3 separate regions of the Homo sapiens genome follow, and regions 2 and 3 are each linked to region 1. The links are chromatin loops, found by intact Hi-C in ENCODE. Cell type or tissue: B cell. All regions are shown on one strand.

What was found. A loop is a pair of places that touch in the nucleus more often than their neighbours do. Peaks named below come from ENCODE experiments on the same cell type or tissue, not always from the same donor. Only the 100,000 strongest peaks of a DNase experiment are listed, where the experiment ranks them.
Region 2: a loop joins it to region 1, with 31 times the contacts of the local background. A loop is called at or near these places in 71 of 110 quality-filtered maps.
Region 3: a loop joins it to region 1, with 21 times the contacts of the local background. A loop is called at or near these places in 17 of 110 quality-filtered maps.

What each region holds. Positions count from the first base shown.
Region 1 is chr5:159,912,248-159,920,247 of GRCh38, forward strand. ADRA1B (adrenoceptor alpha 1B) reads left to right here and starts at 4,235. Exons shown (of 2, transcript NM_000679.4): 1 at 4,235-5,607. The coding sequence starts at 4,659. RefSeq lists a silencer at 4,069-4,128 and enhancers at 4,192-4,808, 4,809-5,425. In B cell, a CTCF peak has its summit at 4,178 (motif pointing left); a DNase peak (open chromatin) is centred at 4,194; H3K4me3 peaks cover 1,051 bases; H3K27me3 peaks cover 3,893 bases.
Region 2 is chr5:159,440,220-159,448,219 of GRCh38, forward strand. No RefSeq gene overlaps it. Among named protein-coding and RNA genes, the nearest start is that of LINC01845, 22 kb to the right of the region's middle. RefSeq lists a silencer at 85-134. In B cell, CTCF peaks have their summits at 224, 439 and 4,438 (motif pointing right); DNase peaks (open chromatin) are centred at 162 and 4,452.
Region 3 is chr5:159,282,765-159,290,764 of GRCh38, forward strand. It overlaps UBLCP1 (ubiquitin like domain containing CTD phosphatase 1), which reads left to right. Exons shown (of 11, transcript NM_145049.5): 10 at 448-575; 11 at 2,140-3,272. The coding sequence ends at 2,167. Among named protein-coding and RNA genes, the nearest start is that of UBLCP1, 23 kb to the left of the region's middle. In B cell, CTCF peaks have their summits at 3,855 (motif pointing right) and 4,057; a DNase peak (open chromatin) is centred at 3,867.

The DNA of each region.
Region 1 (8,000 bases):
GACTTGCCCAAGAACACACAGCTAATAAATTAGTGGAACTGGGACATAAACCCAGGTGTGTCTGATCCAGGCTCTTCATCACTTCACTCTCCTGACCAGGGTCATAGTAAACATTAAATGACAGAAGTGCAATTAGAATCCAAGTTAGCTCTCAACTCCCTCAGCAGATCAAGTGCTGGCCTGGAAGGCAAGGAAGACTAACCTAAGGTGCTCCGCTGGGGAACCTTTACTCCCAGACAGCTCTCCCTTTCCCTCCCCTCCCTGACCTCTGCCTTACTAAGGAGCCTGGTCACATTCTGTTCTCTGCTGTTATTTCCTTCAGGCTAACATTGAACCTTCTGCTGCCTTTTTCTTTTTTTAATCTCAGTCTGGTGCAGAGAGAAGGATGCAAGCTTTGGAGCCAGACAACAATGCTTTGAATACCAATGCTACTTACTCACTGAATGGCCTTGGCCATGTCACAGAACCTCTCTGAACGTCAGTTTCCTCATTTGTAAAATGGAGAGAATTCCTCCGTTGCATTGTTGTGAATTTGAGTAAATGCACATAGATTGCCTAACACAGTGCCTGGCACATAGTAGGTACTCTCTGAAAGGTGCTTTAGCATTATCATCATCTCCCACAGCACCTAGCTCAGTGTTAGGTTATTGTTTGCTTGGTTTCATTCATCTTTGGTTCACCCACGGTACTTAGCATGGTGCTTACACAGAGTACATGCATCTCTATATGCCTGGTCGAATTGAAAGCTAGAGAGAGCACCATGAAAAATTGCATGATCACAGGTGACAGATCTCCTCCCATAGATGTCTTAAGCAGATCCTTGAATCTCCCATAGCTTCAGTTTCTCTACAGGTCAACTTCAGTGGCAGCTTCCCCTGGAGGGTTCGCAGAAATGGGAGTTCTGCAACATCAGAGGTTTCTAATGCAATAAGATGGATAATGAAAAGATTCTTCTTCCACAAGCGTCGAGTGAGTCAGAGCTCTGTGCTTGACTTTGCCCCAGGGAGTACCGAGAAAATGAAATATCGTCTGTGTTCTCATGACACCTAAACAAATGGTCAAGTCCATGGGTCAAAAATCAGCCAGAGGGGTTAAGAGGCATCTCTAGCAAAGGAAGGGGAGGAGCAGCAAGGAAAGCACCATTAGCAAAGGTTGCTGTGTGGGGTCCTGCTACACGGCTGTTATTAAGGCTAATACCTGTTCCCCTTACAGTGAGATCTTTGTTTTGCCTTCACGAAACACACTGGTAAATGACAACAAGTCTGAAATCTGCAAGGATTTTGAACTTGTCAATCTGGCTCAATAATTTCTTCCACATCCTGACACCTGAATCAAGACATAAGTTCTCATCTAGGTAACAAACTATTTTCTTTCACAATGAGGATAAACCATCTCTGAATCTCAGATTTGCTCTTTTTTTTTCATCCTGGCCTTTTGCCACCACAGAAAAATGTCTGATAGGCTGAGTTTTCACATTGCAGCTGGTTACTGTGATTATGTAGACACAGCCTCAGTAAATTCAATGGTGTGTTGCTGGCTGTTCAATAGCTGGTGAAATTAATGCCCAGGGAAGTGGGAAATGGGCCACCACAATCAAAATGTGGATTTGGAACTTGCTCTTTATTTTATCCCACCCTTACCCTCCCCTACACCCCTGTCTTTGTGCTAATGCCAGCTACGTGCCAGGTTACTGGTATTCTCTTCCTCCTCCCTCTCCCCTTATAAGTAAACCAGCTCAAGAGAAGCCCCATTATCTTAGACTTAATGATACATTGGGAATGGTGGGAACTGAGTTCATGATACCTCACTCTCACCCCTACCCTGGAAGATGCATGAGAGAAAGGATAGCAGGTGCCTTCGGGGGCCACTTTATCCAGCAAGAGAAGCTGACCACCTGGAGCTACGGGATCTCAAAGATCATCTAAGCCAGGTCCTATCTGCAGACAGACTAGTCTGAGCCACCCAGGACCAATGACAGCCTCTCCTTTTAATAAAGACCCCTGACAGAGGGCTGCCAAGTTCTTCCAGTCTCACACCCCACTGTGTAGGTCATGAGTGGCTGCAGGAGCAGAAGGAGCACTGTCCTGTAGGCCAGGGAAACAGAGTTTCCTAACCAGCTCTGCTCCTGACCATCTTGCCAAGTCTCTTTCCCTAGTGCACCACCTCCAACACAGGAAGATAAGCAAACCAAGGTTCTGAGAGCTTCTGAAGATCTAAATCACTATAAACTTGTGAATCTCTTATTATCAAATCTTCAAATACAGCTTAGGGCAATTTAATTATAATAGAAAATAATCCATTTTCAGGACTGTCTCTACCACAGATTTCTTAACCCGAGGGAAACCCCCTGAAATTGTGTATTTTGCACATGTGTGGAGTCTGTGCACTTTGCTGGGAGTAAATTAAAACCTTCGATACGTGTATGATAACCACCTGCCTCCCTTCTCAAAAAATAAAAATAAAAAGAGGTTAAGAGCTTACCTCTAGGTTGAGAAGCTTAGATGTAAGTCATCCTGAGTGACTTCTGTTTTCCCCACCCGTGAATATCAAGTTATAACAAGTATCAAGAGCAGAAGGTGAGAAACCCAAGATGCAGGCTTGTGAACTGGAGTAAAAGAAGGTATCAGGCTTTACTTTTCAATCTCCAGCTGCCACTGCCCATTGCTCTGCCATATATTTGCTAGCCTATGACCTCAGGAATCAACTGACTCTCTCTGAACCACTGTTTCTCATCTCTCAATGAACAATGGTTATGCTTCTCTCAAAGAATTGTAAAGTCTCAAAGAAACTGAGTAAATGCATGGCTATCAGTAAGCGCTCAATTCATGGGAGTCCCTGCCCAGCACCAGTGGCTCAGGCCCCAAAATTAACTACTCAAAAGGCAGCTCCATCTATAACAGTGGTTCCATCCCCTACCTTGCCCCGGGGGAAAAGTATGACACAGTAGCTGAGTACCCAACTTTGGGAGAGACCCCACAGTTGAGTTCAGTTCCCAGCAGCTCTCCTCCATGCCTTTGTGAACTTGGGCGAACAGCTAAACTTCCCCATAATTTGGTGTCTCATCCATGAAATAGAAATGGTGAAGAGTGTATTCTTTCTCTCATGAGAGTCATGAGAAAATGCAAAAAGAACTCAGCACACTGTCTAGGACAAAATAAATGTTGGATAAATGTGAACTAACATAAAGTTCTTTGGCTTTTTCTTTCTTTCTTTCTTGGCCCATACTTTCTCTTCTAAGTACCATTCACCCACCTTTGGGAGTGCGTCCCTGTGACTGAATGTCCAACATGGATATCAGACAGAAAGGAAAAAACTCAACAAATAACCAAGATCCTCTACGTCCCTTCCCCAGGTCTCTGACCTCCCTCACCCCCACTCCCAGATAGCCAGCTAGCTTCCTCCCTCAATTCCCTTCATGTTTCCTCAAATATCACTTCAGTGACATCCCAAGCACCCACTTAACATTTCAAATCCACCCCACAAACACCCCACTGCATTTCCCCCTCCTTACTTTATTTTCAGCCTAACACCTGTCATCACATTACACACCTCATCATTTGCTTATTTAGTATACTGTCTGTCTTCTGTCGGGAGAAGCTACGCTCCTATAGGGCAGGAGTCCGTCTATTTTGTTCAGTTGCTATGTTCACAGCGCCCAGAGCCAGGGCAGAGAGTGGAGACTCCGTAAGAATCGGCTGAATAAATGAGTGAATGCCTGAGCGAATGAAAGGATGAAGAGAAGCCAGATTTTACTGGGGCCAAAGAGTTTGCACGGGGCGAGGGGAGCCAGATGAAGGATGAGGGCTGGCCTCAGATCCGACTCAAGTCCCTCCCACCTGCCCAATCCTAGAATTCTCTTTCCCTCTTTTAGGTGCTGGACAAGTTGCATATCCCGTTAAATCCGGGGCCCACTCCGGGAGCCCCCTATTAAAGGTAAGCAGCCCCCAACCCACCTTTGACACGGAAGAGTGACTAGCGGGGAAAATAACCCCAGCGGGCCGCCTAGGGGTGGGTGACCCGCGATCTCCACGCCCAGGTCCCGCCCTCGCGGCCCCTGCCCCCGCCCCGCCCCCCGCAGAGGGCGCGCCCTGGGAGCGGCGGGGGACGCGGCTGGCTTCCCGGCTTGCGGGGTGGCGGCGTCGGGGCTGCGGGCGCCTTGGCTGGACCCGCATTGCCCCCTAGTGCCGCGCGGAGTCAGGGCGCCGGGCTCCCCCGCCTGATGTCACCGCCGTGCAGTCAGCCCAGAAGCGGCTCATTGAAAGCAGACCCTCTTCGGCGCTCGCTGGGCGGAGGACGCGCCGCGGTCCGCAGACCCGAGCGAGCTGGGCACCGCCGGGCGCCCCCGGCCCTGCCGCCCCCTCCTCCCCGCCGCTCCCCCGCGAGCCCGGCCAGGCGCGCCTGACGTGGACCATTAAACTTGGAGCTGCCGCCTCGTCCCCTCTCCTCCTCCTCCTCCCTCTGACAGGCGAGCGAGCGACTCGGTGCAGGCAGGAGACGTGCTGCCGGGCTGGGCTGCCCGGGGGAGATGACTCCTCGCCAGGAGGGCGCCTCTGGGAAGAAGACCACGGGGGAAGCAAAGTTTCAGGGCAGCTGAGGAGCCTTCGCCGCAGCCCTTCCGAGCCCAATCATCCCCCTGGCTATGGAGGGCGGACTCTAAGATGAATCCCGACCTGGACACCGGCCACAACACATCAGCACCTGCCCACTGGGGAGAGTTGAAAAATGCCAACTTCACTGGCCCCAACCAGACCTCGAGCAACTCCACACTGCCCCAGCTGGACATCACCAGGGCCATCTCTGTGGGCCTGGTGCTGGGCGCCTTCATCCTCTTTGCCATCGTGGGCAACATCCTAGTCATCTTGTCTGTGGCCTGCAACCGGCACCTGCGGACGCCCACCAACTACTTCATTGTCAACCTGGCCATGGCCGACCTGCTGTTGAGCTTCACCGTCCTGCCCTTCTCAGCGGCCCTAGAGGTGCTCGGCTACTGGGTGCTGGGGCGGATCTTCTGTGACATCTGGGCAGCCGTGGATGTCCTGTGCTGCACAGCGTCCATTCTGAGCCTGTGCGCCATCTCCATCGATCGCTACATCGGGGTGCGCTACTCTCTGCAGTATCCCACGCTGGTCACCCGGAGGAAGGCCATCTTGGCGCTGCTCAGTGTCTGGGTCTTGTCCACCGTCATCTCCATCGGGCCTCTCCTTGGGTGGAAGGAGCCGGCACCCAACGATGACAAGGAGTGCGGGGTCACCGAAGAACCCTTCTATGCCCTCTTCTCCTCTCTGGGCTCCTTCTACATCCCTCTGGCGGTCATTCTAGTCATGTACTGCCGTGTCTATATAGTGGCCAAGAGAACCACCAAGAACCTAGAGGCAGGAGTCATGAAGGAGATGTCCAACTCCAAGGAGCTGACCCTGAGGATCCATTCCAAGAACTTTCACGAGGACACCCTTAGCAGTACCAAGGCCAAGGGCCACAACCCCAGGAGTTCCATAGCTGTCAAACTTTTTAAGTTCTCCAGGGAAAAGAAAGCAGCTAAGACGTTGGGCATTGTGGTCGGTATGTTCATCTTGTGCTGGCTACCCTTCTTCATCGCTCTACCGCTTGGTAAGTTGGGGACTAGCAGCAGGGGGACTGGGCATTTTTGGACCTTGGGTTTACTGATGAGCTTACTCTAAAGTTTTTTGTGGGTTTTGTTTCTTATGCAGTCTGTGCGTGTTCGGAGATTGAATAATATTGTTTGTTCTGCAAAGGGTTTGCAGATTGGGGAGCTGGCTAAAAACCAACTCAGGTGTTAGTAGAACACGCTAAGGCACTAGCTTCTGGAAATAGAACCAGGGAAGGAAAATCTGGTATGAGGAATGACTCACTCAACAGCCTCGGTTTAATAATTAAAAAGGATATTCACTGGGCTTGAATATCACACCGGCGTTATTTCAGTAGTAATGATGTGTCGGCTAAGGCAGCGTCACTAATGCAGCATACAAAATAGTTTGTAGTTACTGCAGACGCGGCATTTGGGAAGCAGGGAGGCAGCTCGTACACAGAAAGGCAGCATTCATTCAGCATTTCCAGGGCTAGAGCAGAAGCCACGCTTCTCAAGAGCTTTGCAGAGGCTGCATTCTCTCCCTCCCCTCTTCACTGACAGCTATCACCCAGATATACTACGTTCATTATCCGTTAATAAGAGCATTTTACAGCCACACAGCCCCAACCAGCCTTTAAGTTATTGAAAGCTTGAGATGTGAAAGAGAAGATGACTAGAGGGTCACACATTTTTAGTTTTTACCCAAAAATGTTTCTAACTCTAGTGATTTATGGAATGCCCAGAATCAAATTATAGTTGTCCCTCATCTCAGCTGACAGAGACCAAATCCTGGTAAGATGGAATTCAGTGCGTCCTCCCCCTCTTATGAAAACATGTTCGTCTTCTTTTTGTTTGGTGGTCCTACTAACTGAATTGTTCAAAAGGCTACCTGATGTTTTCTAAGGAAGAAGCCAAGGTCTGGTTAGCAGGTAAACCTAAAGGGGGGCATCTGTCACATGCTGTCCACATGGCCTGGGGATCCCTTGTCCTTCCTCTGAGGCACTGATCTGCTTTGATTCCTTCTCCTATCCCTGGGGGACACTACAGAAAATGAATGGAGGGAGTTTATCATGACACAGTCATGTGCCATGATATCAGGAGAGGTAACAGCTGCTATACTGCGGACCACATATGCCTGCAATCACACCGGAGTCTCAGGTCAGACCCAAATATAACCAAATCCCTCAAACAGCTATAAATTCTGAAGGCACACTGCTTTCAAGAGAAAAATGCAAACAGAAAGGAAGCAAACAGATATCGAGTTTCCATTTAAAAAGAAAGAAAAAGATTTTCAAAAGCCGTCTAACCTTTTCTCCATGTCATCTTTTCTAAAGCAGGCCTGCAGGCTAATGCCTTTCAGAAATATTTTCAATGGTTAGTGTTAAGCAGAAAGGGTTTGAAAAAGTTCTACTCCCCAGGCGTGATCACATACCATTGCAGGGAAGCTTGCTTTTCTTTCCCAAGGTCTCAGGGTTCTTTTGCAGGCTTGTTCGGTTTACAGTGGATGACAGTTCACACTGCATTGGGTCATTACAAAGATCATGGTTGTACATGGAGCTGATGGAGGTGATTTGGCCTCTTATTAGCCATATGACCTTGGCCAAATGACCACTCCTGTATGAGCCTCAGTTTCTTCGTCTACAAAACAGGGCTGATTAATATTTGCTCCATGGAGTTTGCATTAATGTATAGGAAGGACTTAGCACAGTATCTGGTGTATAGCAGATGCTCAATGAAAGTTAGCTATGAGCAGTACAAACCAAACCCCAATCTCCCCTTCGGTATAACTGTGTCTTTTCTCCTTCTCTACACATTTGCCAATCCCACACCTGTTACTAAAGTCTTGGAAGAGAATTGAGTCTTTCTTCCTTTGCCCCTGGCCTCCAGCCTGCAGAGGCTGTGACCAGAGCATGCTCAGGAAGGAGAAGGCCTCAGCAGGATGCAGGAATGGATCAAAGGTGCAGGCTTTGGCTTTTAGGGGCAGGGGAAATAGCTCCAAACAGGTAAGGAGGCTTCCAGCATATTCAAATGGGAAGAACACGGCTCTGGTGATCAGGAGCAACAGAGTTCCCATTTGAGCTTTGCCATCAATTAGCTCTGTGGCTCTAGGCTTGCTGCTTTGCTTCTCTAGGCTTCAGGCCTCACACCTGGAGAACGAGGAGGTTGAATTAGATTAAGGGATCTCAAACTTTGAGAACTATCAGAATCACTTGTGAAACTTCATAAACAATGGTAGCTGCCTGGGCCGAACCCCCAGCAAATAGGATTCAGTAAGTCAGAAGGATACCAGGAATCTGCAGGTATAATCAGCCCACCAGGTGATTCTGAAGAGGTAGTCCACAGACCAGGCTTTGAGAATCACTGGCCAGAAAATTTCTCAGTTTCCTTCAGGCCCAGCACCCTGGAAGCCAGG
Region 2 (8,000 bases), 470 kb before region 1:
TTGAGACATTCTTTTCCCTGTGCCACCCCAAATGTCCAGCACCTAAGTAGATTTAATCCAATCAGGTCAATCCCTATTCTGAGCAGTTTTATATTGCTCCCTAGGAAGAGACCTAGATCCCTACCTGGGCTCACAAGACTGGGTAGTCTGGTTCCACCTACCTGTGCTGCCTGGTCACACACCATACTCCCCCGGCGACTCTCAGTTCCCCAACGACGGCACTGTGCTTGGTCCATGCGCTATGGGGCGCTGCACATTCTGTTGCCTCCCCTACACACTTCCTTCCCTGTCCTCTTCCCTGTGTTCATTTCTTCTTGTCTCCTGGGGCAGTGGTTACTTCCCCAGGAAGCCCTTCCTGAACTTCTGGACCAGGTCGATTCCTTTCTTAGAGGCTACCAGAGCCCCTGTTCCTCTCCTTCCTGGCACTTAACATATTTCTGGTCATACATTCTTGGTGCACATCTTAGTTTAACACCTGACTTTATCACTAGACTCTAAGCACATGGGGGCAGGAGCAGACCTGTTTTGCTCACCAGTGTGTGCCTTGTATTGAGCCCAGGGCCTGGTACACAGTAGGAGGGCAACACATAATTGTGGACTGAGTGAGTGAGTGGGTATTTAATGCAATGAATACATGAGCAGATGGCTTTCCCTTTGTAGAGCAAAGCAGGTGTCTCCAAAAGGTTGTTGGAAAGGCAAATATAATACCAAATCCTATTTCATTTACTTTAATTACAATACTAAGGAGTGGAATAAATCTTGCCCTTGAAATGTAATAAAAGCATACTTTAAAATCCCAGCTGTCTTTTTCACTGGCTTATTTTTAAAAATGATAATTTCCTGATAAGCCACAAGTAAGACCACTTAAAATAGATTCCTGACTTGGCTCGGCCACTAACTAGCTGCTGATCATAGACAAGTCACTTACACTCTGCATGTCAGCATTTGCAGTGTATGGTTCTTGTGAGGCTCTGGGTCGATGGCGTGAGAGCCCTTTGATAGCAAGCTCTTATTTATTATCCATTATTCTCAGTCTTATTAATAATAAGAAGGAACAGGCTGCGTGCCAGAGATAGTTGAGTAGATTTGCAGGGCTGGAGGATTGAGGCCACAGAGAAAAATGAAAAGAAATAAGATTGGTTGAGAAATATTTAAGGGGGGGGGGGTTGGGAAATGAAGGGTGGAGGGGACCAGAGACAATAATGGCTGGGGGTTTATGTCTATCAGGCTGAGTAAAAGGTGGGGCTGTTGGTGACCTGAATAAAATCCCTCTCATGGCCAAATTCTTAGAAACTGCACAGGGAAGGAGAGAAAGGAATCAACTCCTTGGCTCACCATGTGGTGGCATAAGAGAGATGCCGAGTGACTCCCAGGTGACCTTGGCTGATCAGAGCTGTGGCTCTGAGGTCGGGGAGGCTGGCAGCTACTGGTGAGGAGGGTGAAGCTGGTGGTGCTTGGTCCACCAGGCAAATTATGCTGCCCAGCGCAACCTGAGCTCCACCACTAGGAGGGGACACAGAAGCCCCCAGGCCTGGGAGAAGGAGCAAAGCCAGCAGGACAGGGAGGGGAGGGGTGTGGAATCCAGGCCTTCAGGGCTGGGCAGAAAATGGAAAAAATTGGGCAGCCCAGAGGCGATGGGGTCTCGAAGAGCCCAGCCCAGTTAAAGGGCAGCAGCACGTCAGCAACAAGCAGCTTGCGCTGTGTGAGGATGCGGCACCCACCGTCTCTATCTAGCTTTTCCAGAGAGGTTGCGCGTCCTTAGTTTTAAATGTGGAATCATGCCATTTGCAGAAAAACAAAAAGCAACCAAGCAAACAACAACAACAACACCTCTGCAGGCCAAACAGGACAGGTCTGATGACTGTGCCTGGGCTGCTCTTTTGTGATCTCATTTGATGCCCCACTTCGGGGCTCCAGACAGGTCCCTGCCCTCCCCGTTCCGGGGTGGGGATGGAGAAGACCATTTGACTCTGTGGGAAAGGGTCCTGTAAGCTCACCTAACCCATCTTCCATCTTTAAGAAAACCACTAGAAGTGAACAAACATAGAGTAAAATGTCAGCTCGCCGTAGGTGCTATGAATAAAGATAATGCAGGGTCAAGGGGAGAGAGAGTGATGGAAGCATTGATTTTCGGTTGGACGACCAGGAGAGGTCTCTGTATCCTTCCTCCTCCTGCGCTCTCAGCGGCTTAACAAGATTTCACCAGGTTTCCCGGGCTTCATTCATAGGTGCTAATGAGCAGCTGGGGGTTGACTGAGTAGCTACAGTAATCCAAAAGGGCTTCCCTTCCACCCTCTACATCCCTGGCCTTAGAATTAGCCTCAGCCCCAGCAAAGGTAGCAGGTGCAAAGCCAAAATCCTGATTACGAGTAAGTATTTTTGCCTCTACAGCTGGAAGCAGCTGGCCGCTGAGTCTGGGATGGGAGGAGGCTGCATGCTGCAGGACAGCAGCTGGGGGAGGGGAGGAAGCAGGAGCCACCAGCTTCTGGCCATGGTTGTTCATCTCCCGCTCAGCCTTACTCAGAGGGCACTTGACAGACATAAGGGATGTGGTCAGTCAGGGCCGGTCCCGCTGCCTCACATATGTCTTCTCTCACCCAGGTCTCCCTGCCTGAAATCTTATCATCAGACAGTAACTTTCCTGAAAGCTGCAGTGGCATCTCTAAATCTCTTCTTTTCCAAGACAGAAAACTGTGGGAGTTGTAATGCTTCCCATCTCAAAGAGAAAAAGAGTTCTCACTGTGAGCTGTAAGGCCATCTGTGATATGCAGCCCCAACTCACTGGGATGGCTACATAATTTTGGGGGCCCAGTGCAAAATGACAAATTGGCCTGCAGCATTATTGCCATCTCCCTGAGCACAGAGATTTCTGTCTTTTTGTTTTGGCTTGATGATGGCTCTATCTTCAGTGCCTGGCACCTGATAGAGGCTTACTATTTTGTTGTTAGTGTTGAATAAAAGCATAGTGTTTGAGTCATGATGTGGATGTATTGGTAGGACTTCTTTCAACATTTATTAAGTTTTTTTGGCATTGGGCTAAGGAAGTGGGGTTTCAGCCCTGGCTTCACAGGGGAATTGCTCCAGCAATTCTTAAAAATCCCAATGCCAGGCTTTACTTTGGACTAGTTATGTCAGAATCTAGTGGGGGTGTGTGAGGGGCCGTCAGCATTTTCAAGCTCCCCAGCTGATTTCAATGTGCAGCCAAGTTTGAGGACCGGTGCGCTGGCTCAACCGCACTTGCTCTCAGTGGCTGTTGTGTATTGTTAGGCAGCTTGTTAACTGCTCAGAAGGTCCAGGGCCATTTTCAGATTTTCCAGATTGTTAAATTTGAGAAGGAGGGTCTGTCCTGTTAATAAGCTTGCCAGGGAATTTTGCTTATACCAAAGTTTGCAAACCTAAACTGTTCTCAATCCTATTCATTTTACAGACAGGAAAAAAGAGACAGAGAGAGGTTAAGTAGTTTGCCCACGGTAACAAAGTAGGTAACTGGCAGAACCAGGATTTGAACCTAAGGCTTCTGAGCTTACCTAGTAGCTTCTCTGCTTTTTCTTTTTGTTTTTGTTTTTTTAAGATGGAGCCTCGCTCTGTCACCCAGGCTGGAGTGCCGTGGTGCGATCTCAGCTCACTGCAACCTCTGCCTCCCGGGTTCAAGCGATTCTCCTACCTCAGCCTCCTGAGTAGCTGGGATTACAGGTGCGCGCCACCACACCCGGCTAATTTTTGTATTTTTAGTAGCAATGGTGTTTCACCATGTTGATCAGGCTGGTCTCCAACTCCTGACCTCATGATGTGCCTGCCTCGGCCTCCTAAAGTGCTGGGATTACAGGCGTGAGCCACTGTGCCTGGCGCTTCTCTGCTTTTTCTTTGTGATAAAAATCTAAGTGTGCTCCAGGAGTTGGTTGTGAAAATAAAATAAAGATAAGGTTAGGTGCAGTGGTTCATGCCTGTAATCCCAGCACTTTGGGAGACCAAGGTGGGAGGATCACTTGAGCTCAGGAGTTTGAGACCAGCCCAGGCAACATAACCTAGTAAGACCCCACCCCCATCTCTACAAATAATAAAAAAGATAAGATTAAGAGGATATGCATGTTATATTGTATATTTTGAAGATGGAGAAGTTGGTATTTCTACTCCATGGTGAGGAAACAGGTCCAGCCTGGGGGACTAACTCCCACTCCCAGGGTCTTTGGGGCTTTAAGAGGCAGAGCTGGGATTGCAGATGTGGGCCATTTTCTCCAGACTCTTAGGTTTTGCAGGTGAATCATTCAACACCTAGGGCATCCCAGAATCCATGTTGATTGGTGCCTAATAGGCCTGTAACCAATGATGAGAAAGTGAGTGGCGGGAAGGCTGGCTAGGTGAGTGAGTGAACCAGTGAGTGTGAAGGAGTCATTTGTCTATTTCATGGATTCTTTCTATTTTTCAAGTAGAGTTGGATCACTAGAGGGCAATATCGGCCAAGAGAAAGAAGAATTCTTCACCACCGTTTCTAGGACTGGTGAAGGTAAGACATCTGTGTCTGTGGATTTAAACCAAAAAGGGAGACTCTAATTTACAGAGCAGTTAAAGTGAGCTTTGCTTTCCCCTGGGCTTTCAGGCTGATGAGAACCTTTCTCAAGCCCCATTAACACGTACAGCCACTCCAGACCTTTCTAGACTTAAAACCAACAGGGCAAACGGGAGAGGAGGGAAATCTTGGTTGGCCTGAAAAGTGGATGTTTATAGATAATAGGAGGTTTTAGAAAAAGACATTTTGTAGCTTCTCAGACTTTTACAACATTGATGGGAGTTAATGTTTCGAGAAATGGTATTATGATGAAGTTGTATGCTGAATTAATTTTCCATAAATAAGACCATACATTTCCACAGATTGCTTTGCCTGCTGTATAATGAGAGTGTGTGCTCTTGCTGGATGAGCATTCTCTCCCCTTCCTCCACCTACCGCCTCTTCTCTCCATGAGCCCTAGAGTAAAAGTGATCTGGGTATGTCTCCACTGGTTGTAAGGCCTTGAGTAAGTCACTTAATTCTTCTGAATCTCAGGGTCATCAATGGTGACATTGCAAGTTTGTCCTGAGGTTTAAACACAGAACATGTGGGTCTCCTTGGAACTCCTTTCAAGCTTCTGTTTCTTTGTCTTCTCTTCTCTGCTGTTCCATTAAGCACCAAAAGTTCTGATGTCAAAAGAGCAGCTAAGTCTTTACTGAGAATTCACCAGTTGCCCCTCCCTGGGGCCATCACTAACCCCAAGATGTGCATTTTGGAAGCTATCTGAATTGGAGGGGGCCCCTAAGGAATGAATTTCAAGTGAAAGCCTTTCAGACTCAGCACCTACTCAGTGCTAATAATCATTACTCCTATTAAGGACATACGATGTGCTAAGCATTGTGCTGAAGGTTTTGTAGGCATTACCTCCCTTAATCCTTGCCACAAACCTTATGAGGTAGGTGTTTTGTTACATCTTTTTTACAGATGGGGAAACTGAGGATCAGAGAACTTAAGTAACCTAGCCAAGGTCACACAGCTATTAAGTGGCAAAGCTGGAGTCAATCCCAGGTCTGATTCCAACCCTTATGGTCAAGAAGGGGGCTAGGAATAACATATGTGTATCATTCACCCCATGCCAGGGTGACTTCCATAGAAAGGTTGTATGTCCAGGATACCAGAAGGAAGAGGAGGCCACACACGATAGAAACACCTGGAGACACTTCCCAGAAGTGGGGTCATTTGAGCAGGGCCCTGAGGATTAGTCTGGGTTCTGGCAGACAGAGATGAGGAGGGAAGAGAGTATTAGAGGAAAGACCAAATGCAAAGACAAGGAGACTGGAGAGCATGGCATTTGTTTTGGGGATGTGGATGTATCCAGTAATGTGCCACCATATGAGCGGGTGCTACCTATCATTATTTGCATTTTACACATTAGGAAAATGAGGCACAGAGAGGGTAACTGATTTGGCCAAGGTCACACAGCTAAGTGGCAGGGCTGGAATTTAAACTGCCATCTCTCTGACTCCACTTCCACAGGGTAGAGAGCACATATGGATCTCAATTCAGTCACAACTAAGAGAAAGGCTTTAGTACCTGCGGCTTCTCGGAGGATCCCAGGGCCAGCAGCCCAGCCATGCCAGAGGTTTGCACATCAATATGCCCCTGACCTGGAAATGTAGCGGGGAGAATAGTGGGGACAGGACAATGTTCAAGTTCTAAGACACCAACAGTAAGAATCTACCTTTGCGCCACACCCAGCTTTCTTCTCACTCCCGCCTTGGGATCAGATTACTCTCTTGCATTCTTTTACATTTCATAAAAACTGTTCATTAACCATGTGCCAGACCCTTAAACAATACTGAGGCAGAAGGTTGGTTTAGAAACCTGTGGGAGGTCATGTAGTGAGCAAGTGGTAGATGGAGGATTCATTCCCAGCCTGGGCTGCTCACTGCTGTGCTATTCCCCTCTCTTGGGGAAAAGAGCAGGGGACAGATGAAGAGATGGGCTCTTGTGAAGCCCATCCTGTTTCTCCTAATGGCCCCACAAGGCAGCTGGTTATAGGTGAGGCTCAGGAGCTCTGAATGGTTTACCAGGGCTGGTGGAATCAACACAGGAGTCCAGATCCTGACCCTTCATGCTGCGCCACGTCCACCTGCCCTCAGAGTCTCCAGGCCACCACCTCTCCTCCAGTCTGTCCCCAGGCAGCAGTTGCTGGTGGACCCTGGGTGTCTCCAACACCACCACAGCCAAGGTCCTGGCCTCAGGCTCTTGTTAACCTGAGAACTTCTGCCTGCAGGGGGCAGGGACCCCAGGCCCCTGGTAGTTCTGTTTATGTGGGTTTTGGAATCAATGGAGTCATGGCTGGTTTCATTCTATGGCCAGAAACTGCCTTGGTCCTAGAGGGACATTTATAGGGCCCCAGGCAATATCCACAGATGGACCAGATGCTGATGTTGGCATACACACAGAAATCCTGTTTGGAGAAAAGTAAGGTATAAAGGGCACCAGAGGGGATCCCCTGCCATGGAATTAAGGGGAATCACCAAGGTAGTGATGAGAGTGGAGACTCATCTCCATGTGTTTGTGGAGGAAAGAAGGGAGTATGTGCATTTATTCATTCATTCATTTATACATATTATTCACTCAACAGACACAGGTGGGGAGCCTATTATGTACCAAGGAATGTGCTAGGCATCAGAGAAATAGCGGGGTACAGAACAGAGTGAATCCTTACCCTCACAGAGCCCCCTCACTATACTGGTGATGACAGGCATTGGGGAAGGGGAACAGCTGATGAGCACATAAATCAAATACCTAAGTTAGGTGATGGGGGAAAGTGACATGGATGGAAACAAACCAGGGAAGGGGCTGGGAGGTCTGGTGGGTGGGATTTGTTTGGAATGGATCATCATCCTCACTCCAAAAGGAGCTAGAATTTGGTTCTTTATCTCGTAAACAAATGGGTCTTAATTTAGAGAATCCAGATTCACTCCTCAGGGGTAAACTGCAGGCAAAGCTCCAATACCTCAGCGGGGAATGCTTGGAGCCAAAATGACATGAGAGTGAAGTTTCTCTTGGCTCCTCACAGCATCAGTGAACTCTCAGCTGATGGGGTAAGGGAGGTGGTTTGCACCCAGAAGCCCGGGCCCATTCTCATAAGGTGGGGATGGCAGTAGCACTTCCAGGAGAAGGTGTCGGTGAAGACCAGAATGTTCTGGTGTCCTATCACACAGTAGGGTGACTACGTCAACAGTAAGGTGTTTTATATGTCAAAATAGCTAGAAGTGAGAATTTTGAATGTTCCCACTACAAAGAAGTGGTAGATGCTGGCAGAGATGGGTACACTAATTACCCTGAGCTGATTATTACACAATGCATACATGTACCAAAACATCACACTGTATGTACCCCATAAATATGCACAATCGTTATGCATCAATTTCTTAAACAGACCAAAATGAATATGTGTCCCTGTGCCACGGGTTGCCTGTAGAGGTGCAGGGCTTCTTGCTGT
Region 3 (8,000 bases), 630 kb before region 1:
ATATAAAAATTTAATAGAAAAATAAAATAAAAATCATCGTTAAAATTTATCTCACTGTACTGTTAGATCAAGCTGGTATTGGGGTTAAATTTTTATGAATAAAATAATGTGAATGAAATTAATTAGAAGCAACTAGAATGATAGGAGGCGGGAAAGGCTAAGTAGTTTTGCAAAGTAGAGTAGCTGTGTATGGATTCAAGTGCAATAAGAAAGCTGGTGTTGTCAGGTTCAGATTGAAAAGATAATGTTAGGTAAAATAGGTAGAAGAGTTTGTAATTTGTAAACATTATACATGACTTTCTATTTAGGCTAATATAAAAGTAATTTTTAGTATTTATGTTCTTGGTGATATTTTAACCTCATTAACTCTAATTGAAATGATAGTATAGATTTGTTAGTTTTCCTTATCACATTGTGATGTGTTGAGTAATGTTTGTTTCCTAATAGATAAGGCCTTTTATGAAAGCGCACCTAAATCGTGATAAAGACAAAGAACTTTTAAAATTAACTCAGTACCTCAAGGAGATAGCAAAATTAGATGACTTTTTGGATCTAAATCACAAATATTGGGAAAGGTAAGTTTTAATTGCTTATTTATTTTCTCTTTACATCAATGAAGAAAAAATTATCATTTTTCATCAGTGACCCCAGTATATATATAGCTGTCTTAATTTTTATTTAAAATAGGTGACTTCTAAAAACATTTTCTAATCCAGTGACCTACCCCCAAAAGTATTTTCCCCTTTCATCTTAACCTCTAACTTGTTCATAAACATACCTCTTGTAAACTCTTTAATACTTCTAGAAGAGAGAACTTGAGAGACTAGCATATGTTGGTGATGCTGCCTGTAAATTATTTTGTGATGTTAGGTAAGCTACTCCTTTATGAATCACATGGAATATAATCCCTCTTCTCATACTGTAACTTAATGTCAGGATAAGATAAAACACATGTAAAAATTTCATAAATAGTATTAAAAATTACCAGTAACTTGAGTGTAGCAGAGAAATTAGAAAAGTTTATCCTACTAAAAAAACAATTACTCATAATTTTCCTTTTTAAAGATAACCACTGTTACCATCTTGGTATATAGTCTTTCAGTCTTTTATCTAAACCCAAATGTTTGCACAAATCTATATAGACGTTGCCTATAAACATCAAGGTTTTGAGACAGAGAAAAGTCCCCAGAGAAGTGGAAGGTATTACTATGTATTACAGTATTTGGGGGGGAATTAGATCTTTGAGGATCTGGTTCCAGTAATACAGCACCAAAAGAAACTATTTGTGTAATAATAACACTTTGGCTTTTCAGATTCCACTTTTGACTTTTCAGATCAGTTTGACACAAGTCTTCTAAGAGTCTATAATCCTAATAGGAAGATAAAGCAGACATTTTTACCCCCATCTTTAAATTGCAAATGATGTAACTGAGTCATGGAGATAGTAAATACTTAGTGCAGTGCCACAAAGTGAGCAAATTGTACCAGCAAAACATGTCCAAGTTTGCTGATTTTAGGAACTCTTTCCCCATCCCCACACCACCAATTATAGTAGTTTGTAAATGTTAGAAATAGAGATCAAGTTTTTAATTTAGTGGTAGATTTCTATTAAACAATATGAAAAACACTTGTTTGCTTAGTAATGTCTTATATCTTTTACACTCTTGATCAAAGACCTTTAGCATCTTTTGCCCACTGTCTTGATGTAACAAAAATAAGATCTTTATGGAGTTTGATCTGTATTTGGAAGTTACAATACTAGTTAATATAGTGACTTTCACATTGGAAGTAAGGCAGTATGGAGTGGTAGTCAATGAGTATGACCTCTGGAGCCTTGTTTTGAATCTAGGCTCTTCCACTTTCTAGCTGTGTGAATTTGGGCAAATTGCTTAACCTCTTTGTGCCTGTAAAATAGGAATAATTCTAATAGTAACTCCTCAGAGCTGTTGTGAAGACTAAATGAATTAATACATGTACTTAGAACTGTGCGTGCACATAATCAGTAGATGTAAGTGACTATTAAGAATACTCATCTTGAAATGTTTTGTCATTAGAACAAACTCCTTTGGGAGCAAAGTTAGGTTATCTTCATGAATTTAGCATGATACAGCTTTGACATCTTTATTTTATTTCTTGCAGATATCTCTCAAAGAAGCAAGGACAGTAGTTACAAGTTATACTGGCAGTTATTGAAGATACTTAAGATCCAAGAACTTCTTGCTTTTATGCTAGAAATCATTATGATAGTGCTGGACACTGAAGCAAATACCATACTGCTTATACTTGGTCTTCCAGTTTTTTGTAAATTTAATTTTATATTTTTTGAAGATGATAGCAATATGCTAAAAAATGCTTGTCCCCTATATGAATATTCTGTTACGCTTGAAAAATATTTTCTCCAGCGTTGGTTACTGACCACCCCACCCTCCCACCACACACACACACACACACACACACACACACACACACACACACACACAAAGTGGAGAAAAATGTATACTCAACAATGTCATTTTGTGACTTTGGAAACAAGTTATGTTTTGTGTTTTTGTCTCATTGTGTTATTGTCTGACTAAATCTAAAACCAAACCCATGTTGAAACTAGTACTTTTCCCTTTAAAAACAAACCAAAAAAAAAAACAAAAAAAAACTTTTTAATTAAAGAACCTAGTTTGCTATGCTTAAAATTACCAAGAATTTTTTATTTCTTTGTCATAGACACAATTTCTCTTCTGTATGCCACTAGTTACATTTCTAAATTCTGAGCGGTCTCAGTTAGGCCTGTATGTGTGTACATGTCCAAGTAAAGCTGGAAAATGTCAGTCTTGACACAGCTGTGTCTTAGTATGAGAAACAGAAGACTGAAGAATAAAAACTAAGGAACAAGAATGAGTCTCTTTTTGGTGGCTAAGTAGAATCTTCCTAAAACCATTGTCATAAAAGCAGTTAAAGGCAATAAATTTTTAAAAGGGACATATCACTGATTCATTCCTAAAAAGCATGAACAAAAAGTTTTTGTTCTGTTCCAGCTATATCTTGTCTAAGTGCTAACACTGTTTCAGTGAAAATATCTAGCCATAAGATTAAAAAAATATATTATTTGCAATGCTTAAGCCTGCAGATACGTAATGTGACCACTGTTTTGTGTTGACAATATTGCTTTATACAGTTCTTGTATTTGAAAGGAATTGATCCTTTTAAAGAAACATGGTGTATATTGTTCTTACAGGACTAATTTCAGTGGTGTAAATAATAAATATCTTTTCTTAAAACATTCGTTATCTGTTCTATATTACCACATATATTTTACCTCTTTGTTGAATGACAAAATGAACATTATATTCAGGCAAGGATCTCTTGCAAAAACTTAAATGTGTATGGTGATGTTAAAGGTGTGTATATCACTATTTATACATTCAGGAGTAGTTTTAGCAGCTAATCAGATACATAAAATTACTTAATTCTAATAAGTACCTTTTTTCAGAAATATATACTATTTTCTTTGTGACAGGTTTTGAGGATATACAGTGCAGAAGAGTTTGAGGACTCTAAAGTGATTCAATTAAAATATATTTCTTAATTATGAAGTAAAATTTAAATATTTAAGGATAGAACAGAAATTTTAGAGTATTCATTTTTCATTGGTACATTTTTCCCACTGTAAAAGACAACTTATTCCAAAGTACGCACGGAAAGGGCTTAATCTTCTCAAGAAAATGGAACACTTAAACTATTAACATAGGTCAAGAACGGGCAGACATTTTCGAAATCAGTATAAACTAAAATACAAAAGTTAGCAAATCACAGGGAGCAAAGTAGAATTTTACAAAAACATATTCTGCCATTAGGTGGTGCCCAAACCAAAGCTTCTTAGCTGCTGTGCTTAATTAAGCCACTCCGGAGAACATTGTCATTGAGCTTGTTGAGATAACGTGCTATATGTGATTAATACCATTATAGAGTGTGGGAGTTTTCATTTGTCTTCTGCATCTCATGGCTTATTGAACAGCTCCATCTCTATATATCTATGTGTGTGGCACACACAATTGAATCAATAGATCACTTAATTTGGATGCATATTTTGGTGAAACCACAAATTATTTTTATCAGATACATGTGTTAAGCATTAAAACAGTATTATACGAAGTATATTTAGCCTAAAAACTACAGAACATCAGTAAATCTTTGATTCAGAGGGAAGTTTCTAATTTCCCCTCAGGTCTTTGTTACCGAAATCAGTTATTGGACTAATGATACCTATAGCAGCTCTTCAGTGTAAAAGGTAAGGAATGGAAAAACAGGTTGTTACAGTAAGCAACTGAAACTTATTTTTTATTCATGGAAAGTAAAATAGTTCCTTGAGAGGAAGAGGAACTACAGGATAGGGACTGGGAAAAAAGGATATGCAAAAAAACGCAGATTAGTTGCATTTTAGGTTATTGCTTGGTTTTTAGGTATTAATAACAATTGGGTGGTCAGAATGGTAATAAAACATGAATAATAAACGGTTGAGTTTTCTCATCCCAAGTACTCAACAGAGCTCTCTCAAGGGACGAACTGTTATGGTCTCCAATGAAGTATTTTACATCAAAATTCAATCTTCTTATGAACTAGCCCAAGAAATGTCTGTGAAGATTAAATGCTTAGATATTTATGTAAAGATTTAGTTTTGCTACGTGAGTCTTGGTGAGACATCTGAATATTTTAAATTTTTAATTGACAGTTGTTTATGGGGTACAATATAGTGTTTTGATACATATATCCAATGTGGAATGATTGAATCAGGCTAATTAGCATATTCACCTCAAATATTTATCATTTCCTGGTAGTGAAAACATTTTAAATCCTCTTTTTTAGCTGTTTTGAAGTATACGTTATTATTAACTGTAGTCACTATGCTGTGCAATAGATCACCAGAATGTATTCCTCTTATTAAACTGAAACTTTGTACTCTTTGACCAACATCTCATCTTTCCCCATCCACCACCACCGCCCTCCCCAACCTCTGGTAACCGCTTTTACTCTCTGCTTCTGTGAGTTTGACTTTTTAGATTTCTACGTATAAGTGAGATAGTATTGTGTCTCTCTGTACCTGGCTTATTTCATTTAGCATAATGTCCTTTAGCTTCATTCATGTCACAAATGACAGAATTTCCTGAGTTTTTTAAGGCTGAATAGTATTCATATATATATACACCATATTTTAAAAATCCATTCATCCCTTGATAAGTACTTTGTTTTTTTCTATATCTTGGCTATTGTAAATAATGCTGCAGTGATCCTGGGATTGCAGGCATCTCTTCAGAGTGCTTAGTGTTTAAATCTTAAGAGAATCTTTTTGTAATCAGTTTCATAGATTTAGCAAAGACTTCTGAGAAATTAGTGCCTTATAAGAACTGAAATCAATACGAAGCATCCTGTAGGGCTAAAAATGGTGTCAGTTATCTAGTAATGTCAATGAGCTTCCATGTAAAGTGTTTAAAATCTTGCACACCTCCCACATTAATAATTTCGTAAAAACACTTTGGAAGTAAGCAAGCACTTAAATGCAAACATAAGGATATTTCCTGATATGAACTGTTACTCATTAAAATGCTGGTTTGCTTCCAAAAAGCTTTAAAAGCTGAACTTACAGCTTTTAAGAACATTTGTAAACAGTAGAAACAAAACCTTAAAAATATCAAAAACAAAGACTGCTAAGCTTTAATGATGTTTCCATAAACCAATATGGCTATGATGAACACACATTAGTGTATGTGTATAATTTGTTACACTAAAGGCCAAACTGATGACTTTTCAGGAATCTAGAGGTAAATCAATTATTTAATTGAATACAAATCCCTCTTACTTTTATTCCCAGTTCTTAATTCTCTGGAGCACTGATTGCTATTACTTCTTGTTGGATAATCTGTGAGGAGAACTGCTGTAGCTTCCTAAATAAGGCTTTTGAAAGAGCCAGTGGTTTGTCAGAAAAACATGTGACTAAAATCCCTCTTTATTGGCAACAGGACCTTGGGCAAGTCACTTCAACTCATTTAACTTTTGCTTCCTTCTACTTAAAAAAATTCTGCACCTGTCTGCCTTTCCCATAGGCTGTGGCAAAGTCAAATGAGACAGTTCCCATGGAAGGACTTGGAAGCAGCAAAGGCTTATATGAATGTCAGATGTTAAAAGTAGCACAGAGCATGTTGCTATCATCGAGCCCTATCATTCCTGAAATATAGTTACCAAAAGTGAAATCTTAAAAGGAAGACTTTTCTTGATAATTTTACAAATACTATCTTGGTTTTCCTAAGATTTCTAAATAATCAAGGAAAGGAGAATAAGGAAACCTCTGAAGACCTAGATCTTTTGGTAAGTATCCAGCTGCTTTTACGTCTGCAAATTCCATTTAGTATTGGTTTGGACTGGAAGTCCAGCTGTCCCTCTCCCTCCACCCCCAACCTTAAAGTGACTATGACTGAACCTTAACAGCATTATAATACCTTTTTTATAGTGAAATATTTACATGATTTTAATCTTCTAACTTTGGAAATCAATTGTTCCCAGATAGAAGCTTGCTTATTTTGCCATGCCATGTAAAAATGAAAAGTCATTCAAAAGCAATGAGTTTTAAAACTTTTTTTCTTGTAAAGATATGCTAAGGTGTAAACATTCATGGGTTTTGTTTGTTTGTTTGTTTTTTCTGACAAGTTTGGCAGAATAAACCATGCAGGAAGCAGGCAGTCAACATTTAATGTATATTTATTAGTTCCTACTATATCTGAGGCACTGTTCTTCAAGGGTTAAACACAAGATTTTTCTACCCTCACAGAGCTTATATTTGAGTGAGGGAAACAATGAAGAAACAAGATAATTTCAAATAGAGGTCCTATAAAAATATAATAATATGAGAGAAAATGATGGTGATTCACATTACATGACCTAAGGTGGGAAGATGGAATTTGAGCTGAGATCTGAATGAAAGCCACCATTTGGAATGTGCAGAGAGAGGATGTGGAAATCTTAAGGGGCAAATAAAAGGAAGAAATGAAAAAAAGTACAAAAGTATGGAGAAGAATATTGTGGAAGGCAGGATCAAGGTAGGCAGATTCAGGTAAGAGTGGGAGGTAAGCTGTGGCCTGGTGTGAGGTGAGGTTGGAGAGGCAGGCAGAGCCCGTGGGAAAGGTAGGATGTTGTACATCACCATAAGCAGTCTGGCGAATTCTACGTGAAATGTCAGGAACCAGTGAAGGGTGTTAAGCATAGAATGACAATCTAATTTTTTTTAACAGCCTTATTGAGATAGAATTTACATATCACAAATTTACCCATTTGAAGTGTGCAGTTCAATGGTTTTTAGTGTATTTAGAGAGCTGTACAACCATCACTGTAAGCTAATTTTAGAACCTGATTTATTTTTAAAAGGATCATTCCGGTTCTTGTGTGAGAATGGGTTATCGAAGGGCAAAAGTAGAAAGGACAAGACTCATTAGGAGATGAGAGATGTTCAATGTGACCAGGAGAAGGTATGCATTTCTTCACTCCCTTGTAGCATCATCTTCCAGCTACCTATTGAGCCCCTGTGCTATACCAGGCCACGTGTGAGGTGCCACATCTTCCATGGTAAAGAAGACAGATATGACCCCTGCCCTATGGGAGCATGCAGCTGCAAGACTGTGTGCACCACAAACTTAGCCCTTCCAGCTTTACCACTGGGTAAGTGATGTGATTTGAAGAATAGAGAACTCAATATATCAAAGTCAGCATATGACAAATATTTCTCACCCACCTATGCCCACAGTGAAAAAGCCCCCTGTGATTCCACCCAACCCTTCTGCCCAGAGGCTAGACCCAGGATTAAGTGTCCAGCTTGGGCATGCATGGCCTATGCCAGCAGGGGCACAGCAGAGGTCTGCACACATAGGAAGATAGATCAAAGGCCCCCTTCCATTTCTCCTCTCCAGAGTGTTCCAGTAAGAACATCCCCTTCTAGCTATTTCACACATGGACAACCAAGA